Regions from separate parts of the Homo sapiens genome. Here regions 1 and 2 are each linked to region 3. Evidence: chromatin loops called from intact Hi-C (ENCODE). Cell type or tissue: heart left ventricle. All regions are shown on one strand.

Evidence for each region. Peaks named below come from ENCODE experiments on the same cell type or tissue, not always from the same donor. Only the 100,000 strongest peaks of a DNase experiment are listed, where the experiment ranks them.
Region 1: it touches region 3 in a loop (3-fold over the local background); 25 of 110 quality-filtered maps call a loop at or near these places.
Region 2: it touches region 3 in a loop (2.6-fold over the local background); 24 of 110 quality-filtered maps call a loop at or near these places.

The regions. Positions count from the first base shown.
Region 1 is chr19:14,355,179-14,357,678 of GRCh38, forward strand. The region is part of intron 1 of LINC01841 (long intergenic non-protein coding RNA 1841); the gene reads right to left. Among named protein-coding and RNA genes, the nearest start is that of LINC01841, 7.6 kb to the right of the region's middle. RefSeq lists enhancers at 721-820, 881-1,060, 1,131-1,180. In heart left ventricle, no CTCF peak of the experiment used is centred here; a DNase peak (open chromatin) is centred at 1,293.
Region 2 is chr19:14,360,827-14,363,326 of GRCh38, forward strand. All of the region lies in intron 1 of LINC01841 (long intergenic non-protein coding RNA 1841), which reads right to left. Among named protein-coding and RNA genes, the nearest start is that of LINC01841, 1.9 kb to the right of the region's middle. In heart left ventricle, a CTCF peak has its summit at 1,088 (motif pointing right); no DNase peak of the experiment used is centred here; H3K4me3 peaks cover 228 bases; H3K27ac peaks cover 659 bases.
Region 3 is chr19:14,471,087-14,473,586 of GRCh38, forward strand. It overlaps PKN1 (protein kinase N1), which reads left to right. Exons shown (of 22, transcript NM_002741.5): 22 at 495-773. The coding sequence ends at 698. PTGER1 (prostaglandin E receptor 1) reads right to left here. Exons shown (of 3, transcript NM_000955.3): 2 at 2,293-2,500; 3 at 1,380-1,740. The coding sequence ends at 1,474. Among named protein-coding and RNA genes, the nearest start is that of PTGER1, 3.0 kb to the right of the region's middle. RefSeq lists an enhancer at 613-1,261 and a silencer at 1,099-1,188. In heart left ventricle, CTCF peaks have their summits at 1,285 (motif pointing left) and 1,496; DNase peaks (open chromatin) are centred at 850 and 1,275; H3K4me3 peaks cover 358 bases; H3K27me3 peaks cover 985 bases.

The DNA.
Region 1 (2,500 bases), 120 kb before region 3:
AATTCATGAATTAAAATATTAGAAGGTGATGTGCTATAGAGAAAAATAAAATAGAGGGGAAAGGTTAGAAAGGACTGGGGGAAGGAAGCTAAAATTTCAAATATGGGGGTCGTCAGGGAAGTACTCACTGAGGAGGTGACCTCTGAGCAAGTATGTTAGGCAGACAAAAGAGTGAGAGGGGCCAGGCGCAGTGGCTCATGCCTGTAATCCCAGCACTTTGGGAGGCCAAGGCAGGCAGATCAGTTGAGGTCAGGAGTTCGAGACCAGCCTGGCCAACATGGTGAAACCCCGTCTCTACTAAAAATACAAAAATTAGCCGGGCGTGGTGATGCCCACTTGTAGTCCCAGCTTTTCGGGAGGCTGAGGCAGGAGAATGGCTTGAACCCAGGAGGCAGAGGCTGTGGTGAGCTGAGGTTGCGCCACTGCACTCCAGCCTGGGCAACAGAGCAAGACTCTGTCTCAAAAACACAAAATAATAAAAAAATAAAAAAATATCTGGGGGAAAGGTGTTCCAGGCAGAGGGAACAGCGCATGCAAAGGCTGTGAGGCTGGACTGGGCCTGGCATATTTATTTGGGGAACAGTGAGGAAGCTGGGGTGGCTGGAGCCAAGTGAATGAGGGGAAGAGAGCTGGAGGTGACAGGGCAAATCACACAGCCAAGCCTTGTGGGCCTTGGGGAAGACTGGATTTTACTGGGTGAGGTGGGAGCCATAGAGGCTTCTTGGAGAGAGGAAGAGCTTGGTCTGAACGGATTCAGGTGCTCACAGGAAGAACAGACGGCCAGACCAACATAACAGCTGTCACAGATACAGGAAGAGATTTTATATCTCCCTGCGGTTGGTTTTGTTGCCTTTTCACACGACTCATGGGGCGAGGCACCAGTGGGGTGAGGAGCTGGGAGGACAGGCCACCCCAGAGTTCCCCTTCCCAGGAGTCAGGGAGCCCCCACCCCACCATGTCCCAGGACACACTCGGGCAGGGCTGCCAGGAGTGTTTGTGTTTCACCCTCTCTAGATGGGTGGAAATGAGGTGTGGCTGGGGAGGTGGTGGGGTGGCCAGGAGGGAAGCTGGGTCCCGGAGAGGCAGGACCCGTGAAGGCATCGGGGAAGGGGGTGCCCCCTCTGAGAAGGCACAGGGGTCTTGCTGTCTCCTTTCTCTATTTGAGTATCAAAGGCCTGCTCAAGCCCGAAGCTAAAGGGAAGGTCAAGGATGTTGGGGGTGTCAGGCTGTGGGTGGCTGGGTTTGGTCACAGCTGCAATTGTACTGCCGATAAGGACCCTCGAGGCTGAATGTCAGCCCGGCCAGGGTTGGGCAACATCCTGTTGGGGAAGTCTCTTCTAGTTATGGTTTTCGCTTCTCCAGCCCTGCCCTGACCCTAATGGGAGAATTACAGGCAGGGGAGCACACACTGAACGCGCACGTTACCAGAAACAGAAATAACTCCCTTTAAATTTTCCCAAGAATAGGATATACACGTGTAAAAAAATAATAATAATAATTTAAAACTTAGACCCAGCTGGGCATGGTGGCTCATGCCTGTAAACCCAGCACTTTGGGAGGCTGAGGTGGGTGGATCACCTGAGGTCAGAAGTTCGAGACCAGCCTGGCCAACATGGTGAAACACCATCTCTACTAAAAATACAAAAATTAGCCAGGCTTGGTGGCACATGCCTGTAATCCCAGCTACTTGGGAGGCTGAGGCAGGAGAATCACTTGAACCTGGGAGGCAGAGGTTGCAGTGAGCCAAGACTGAGCCACTGCACTTCACTGTGCGTGATGGGAGCAGAGACTCCATCTCAAAAAAGAAAAAAAAATTAGCCGGGCGTGGTGGCAGGTGCCTGTAATCCCAGCTACTTGAGAGGCTGAGGGAGAATCACTTGAAACCGGGAGGCAGAGGTTGCAGTGAGCAGAGGTCACGTGCCATTGCACTCCAGCCTGGGCAACAAGAGCGAGACTCCGTCTCAAAAAAAAAAAAAAAAAAAAGAACTTAGACCCTACCTCATAATCACACACAAAAAGTAACTAAATGACTAAATGAGACTAGGCGCAGTAGCTCATGCCTGTAATCCCAGCACTTTGGGAGACTCAGGTGGAGGGATCATCTGAGGTCAGGAGTTTGAGACCAGCCTGGCCAACATGGCAAAACCCCGTCTGTACTAAAAATATTTAAAAAGTAGCCAGGCGTGGTGGCTCATGCCTGTGATCCCAGCTACTCTGGAGGCTGAGGCCTGAGAATCACCTGAACTGGGGAGGCGGAGGTTGCAATGAGCCGAGATTGCACCACTGCACTCCAGTCTGGGCGACAGAGCAAGACTCCGTCTCAGGAGACAAAAAAAGAAAAAGAAATCTTTGAGACCATGGATTAGGCAAAGGTTTCTTACCTATGTCACCAAAACCACAATCCGTAAAAGAAAAAAATAATGAGCGAATTGAACTTCATCACAATGAAAACTTTTGCTCTTCAAAAGACATAAAGAAAATAAAAAGACAAGCCGCCAAC
Region 2 (2,500 bases), 110 kb before region 3:
GTGGTGCACACTTGTAGTCCCAGCTACTCAGGAGGCTGAGGCAGAAGGATCACTTGAACCCAGGAGGTTGAGGCTGCAGTGAGCTGAGATTGCACCACTGCACTCCAGCCTGGGTAACAGAGTGAAACCCTGTCTCAAAATGTTCAGCACTGTCCTGGTCTGTAGATAGAAACCAAAACAAACAAATAAATTTATGTATTCATTTAATTAAATAAACCAAATTAGCCTGGCATGGTAGTGCAGACCTGTAGTCCCAGCTACTCAGGAGGGTGAGGCAGGAGGATTGCTTGAGCCCAGGAGCTGGAGGCTGCAGTGAGCTATGATCGCACCACTGCACCCCAGCCTGAGCGACAGAGCAAGACCCTGTTTCAAAATAAAAAGAAAAAAGAGAAATAAAGAACTAATATATACATCTCTTTAAAAGCAAACGAACAAAAGACTTGGGCCAAGCATGGTGGCTCACACCTGTAATCCCAGGACTTTGGGAGGCCAAGGCGTGCAGATCATCTGAGGTCAGGAGTTTGAGACCAGCCTGGCCAACGTGGTGAAACCTTGTCTCCACTAAAAATACAAAAATTACAACCGGGCGCGGTGGCTCACGCCTGTAATCCCAGCACTTTGGGAGGCCGAGGCAGGCGGATCACGAGGTCAGGAGATCGAGACCATCCTGGCTAACACGATGAAACCCTGTCTCTACTAAAAATACAAAAAATGAGCTGGGCGTGGTGGCGGGTGCCTGTAGTCCCAGCTACTAGGGAGGCTGAGGCAGGAGAGTGGCGTGAACCTGGGAGGCGAAGCTTGCAGTGAGCCGAGATCGCACCACTGCACTCTGGCCTGGGCAACAGAGCAAGACTCTGTCTCAAAAAAAAAAAAAAATACAAAAATTACCTGAGTGTGGTGGTGCGTGCCTGTAATCCCAGCTACTCAGGAGGCTGAGGCAGGAGAATCACTTGAACCCGAGAGGCGGAGGCTGCAGCCAGCTGAGATTGTGCCACTGCACTCCAGCCTGGGTGACAGAATGAGACTCTGTCTCAAAAAAAAAAAAAAAAAGACCTGAAGGGGGCGAGAGAAAGCCATGTGGGGATCTGGAGGAGGAGGTGGTGCTGCAAGTGAGAGTGAGCTGCCGTGCAAAGCCCCTAAGGTAGGAGCATGCCCAAAACGGCGAGGAAGCTGGCCTGGCTGAAGGGAATGAGCAAAGGGGAGAGAAGGAGGAGGTGAGGGCAGATAAGTGCTGAGCAGATCCTGCAGGGCCCTGTGGGCCACAAGAAGGAATTTGGCTTTTGCACTGAGTGAGGTGGGAGCCCTGGAGGGTCCTTGAGCAGAGGAGGGACGTGCCCTGACAGAAAAGCATGGAGCGGGCGAGCAAGGGCAGGAGCCAGGAGACCAGGGCAGAGGAGTCTGCACTGGGCCAAGGGGGAGTTGATGGGGCCGGACCAGGTAGGGGCTGTGGAGGAGGTGAAAAGTGAGTAGATGCTGGATAGATTTTGAAAATAGAGCTCTCGGGATTTGCTGATACAATAGAGAGAGAGAGAAAGGGACAGGGGCAGAGATAGAGGCCAGGCATGGTGGCTCATGCCTGTAATCCCAGTACTTTGTGGGGCAGAGGCAGGAGGGTCACTGAAGCCTAGGAGTTCAAGACCAGCCTGGGCAACAAAGTGAGACCGGGGAAGGAGAAGGAAGGAAGGAAGGAAGGGAGGGAGGGAGGGAGGGAGGGAGGGAGGGAGGGAGGGAGGGGAGGAAGGAGAAAGAAAGGGAGGAGAGATAGAGATAGAGGAAAGAAAGAAAGAAGGAAGGAGAAGAAAGAGGGAAGGAAGGAAGGAAGGAAGGAAGAAATGGAGGGAGGGAGGGAAGGAAGGAAGGAGAAAGAAAGGGAGGAGAGACAGAGATAGATGAAAGAAAGAAGGAAGGAGAAGAAAGAAAGAGAGGGAAGGAAGGAAGGAAGGAAGGAAGGAGAGACAGAGAACGAAGAAAGAGAAGAAAGAAGGAAACAGAAAGAGAGAACAAAATAAAACAGAGACAGAGACATGGAGGACTCCAAGTATTTTGCCCCAAGAATCTGGGCCAAAAGAAAGGAAACAAGGTGGCCGGGCGCGGTGGCTCCCGCCTGTAATCCCAGCACTTTGGGAGGCCGAGGCGGGCGGATCACGAGGTCAGGAGATTGAGACCATCCTGGCTAACACGGTGAAACCCCGTCTCTACTAAAAATACAAAAAATTAGCCGGGCGTGGTGGGGGGCGCCTGTAGCCCCAGCTACTCGGGAGGCTGAGGCAGGAGAATGGCGTGAACCTGGGAGGCAGAGCTTGCAGTGAGCCGAGATCGCGCCACTGCACTCCAGCCTGGGTGACAGAGCAAGACTCCGTCTCAAAAAAAAAAGAAAAAAGAAAAAAAAGGAAGGAACAAGGCTCAGAGAGGTCCAAGGAGTTGCCCTGGCGGTCCGGGGCCACAGTGGCCTTCATCCCCAGCTGAGATGTGTCCCCAGTCTAAGGCCACTCAGAGCCAG
Region 3 (2,500 bases):
TTTTTTTTTTTTTAGCCAGGGTCTCGCTCTGTCGCCCAGGCTGGAGTGCAGTGGCTCAATCTCGGCTCACTGCAACCTCCGCCTCCCAGGTTCATGCAGTTCTCCTGCCTCAGCCTCCCGAGTACCTGGGATTACAGGCGTGCACCACTCCACCACACCAGGCTAATTTTTGTATTTTTAGTAGAGACGGGGTTTCGCCATGTTGGCCAGGCTGGTCCTGAACTCCTGGCCTCAAGTGATCCTCCCGCCTCGGCCTCCCGAAGTGCTGGGATTACAGGCCTGAGCCACCACGCCGGGCCTCCACTTTTCCTAATCCGGCTTCTCCACCAGGCTCTCGCAGGTGATCCCTCCTGAGCCCCAGTCCCCCCACCCCACTTGTCCTCTGTATGCTCACTCCTCTCCGTGGTCCCCGAGCCCCAGGACTGGTCCCCACTGCAGCACGCCCCCTCCTCAGCCTCCAGGCTGACCCTCCCCTCCGCTTCCCTCCCCTGCAGACTCTGGGCTGGGAAGCCCTGTTGGCCCGGCGCCTGCCACCGCCCTTTGTGCCCACGCTGTCCGGCCGCACCGACGTCAGCAACTTCGACGAGGAGTTCACCGGGGAGGCCCCCACACTGAGCCCGCCCCGCGACGCGCGGCCCCTCACAGCCGCGGAGCAGGCAGCCTTCCTGGACTTCGACTTCGTGGCCGGGGGCTGCTAGCCCCCTCCCCTGCCCCTGCCCCTGCCCCTGCCCGAGAGCTCTTAGTTTTTAAAAAGGCCTTTGGGATTTGCCGGATCCTTGCATCCTCCGTGTCTTCTTGTGTGCAGTCATTGGGGGTGGGGGCGTGCTTGGAGGTGTGGACGTTTGCGGGGCAGGTGGCTGGGTGGTCGTGGGAGTCTCGACTGATGGGGGTGTCATCTGAAGAGGATCAAGGGGCGGCGTGGACTCGGGGCTGTTCTTATGGTGGGGAGCGTGGGTGAGCCGAGATGGGAGGGGGCGTCGGGATTGTGTTGGGGGGCGCCCAGGGGCGTGGGGCAAAATGGTTTGGGGATAGGGTTTTGGGGCTGTATTGGAAGAGCTCAAAGCCGCAGTGAGCAGAATGGTTTCGGAAGTCCGTTAGGGCAGCGGCAAGGTCAGGAAACGCCCCACACACCCTCTGTCTCTGCTCCCAGCGGAGCCCCAGCCCCGGCCGCCCGCACGGTGCGCTTGCTCCTGCGGCTCTGGCGCCCACGGGCCCGGCACCCTCGAACCTCCTAGAACCGCGCCCCCGTGTCTCCGCGCCCTCTTCTGGTAGGCCCCGGAACTGCATCCACCCTGGAGGCGCACGCGGCGTCCCTGCAGCCCCCCGCGCGGCCCCAGTGGATGCCGAAGCCCCGACGGGACACACGGTCCTGCCTGGGCTCGCAGAATGGCTTTTTATTCCCAAAGGCTCTGCGCCGCGCACCTGGGCCCAGCCCAGGGTGGGCTGGCTTAGTCGTTGGGCCTCTGGTTGTGCTTAGAAGTGGCTGAGGCCGCTGTGCCGGGAGCTGCGCAGCGAGCTGGCCTCCCAGGCGCTCGGTGTTAGGCCCAGCCCCGCGGGGCCGCCCTTGGCTCCGGCCCTCGGGGGCAAGAGGCGAAGCAGTTGGCGCAGCACGGCCTGGCGCAGTAGGATGTACACCCAAGGGTCCAGGATCTGGTTCCAGGAGGCAAGGCGCACGGCCAGGAACAGTGGCCGCTGCAGGGAGGTAGAGCTCCAGCCGCCGACGGCCAGCGCCACCAACACCTGCGGGGGAAGCCGGTGTGAGCTATAGAGCAGGCGCGGGCGCAGGGGGGCGCAGGGATGGTGGGGGCGTGGCTGGAAGGTAAAAGCCTGGGAGGAGGGGCGAGCCGTCGCAGGGAGGGTAAATGGGGATCCAGATGAGAAACGGATGCGGAAAAAAAAGGGGGGCAAAGAAACAAACACCTTCAGTGGGTGGGGGTCCGGCCGTAGAGGAGTCTCAGGTGTCCCGGAAAGAGGAAAAGCAAGGGGGTTGGGTGAAAGGACTAGGGAATGAAGCGCGGCGACTTATAACGGTGGGGCAGGAGAGGAGGCTTGTGTGGGTCGGGGTGCGCTACAAAGACCCCAAAAAGGAAGAGGAGAGGGGGGCTAGGAGGAAGGATGGGAGGTCAGATGGAGAAGGCGATGCTGGCTTTCGGGGCAGGTGGGGCCTCTAGGGGCCGGGGCCTTGGTTGAGTCCAGGATGGAGGCCCCAGGTGTCCTGGGACGACAAAGGGCGGGAGGGTGCCGAGAGGGAGCGGGAAGGAGCGTGGCTCGAGGGGCCGGTGCGCCCCTCACCAGCATTGGGCTCCAGCAGATGCACGACACCACCATGATACCGACAAGCTGGCCCACCATCTCCACGTCGTGGGCGCGAGCTCTGCGTGCCGAGCCGCTGCTCCGAGAGCCGCCAAAGAAGGTGGAGGCCGAAGCGATGGACGAGGCGGACGAGGCGGAGGCCGAGCGGGGTCCGTGCGCCCCCCAGCGACGCCGGCTGTCGGGGCCT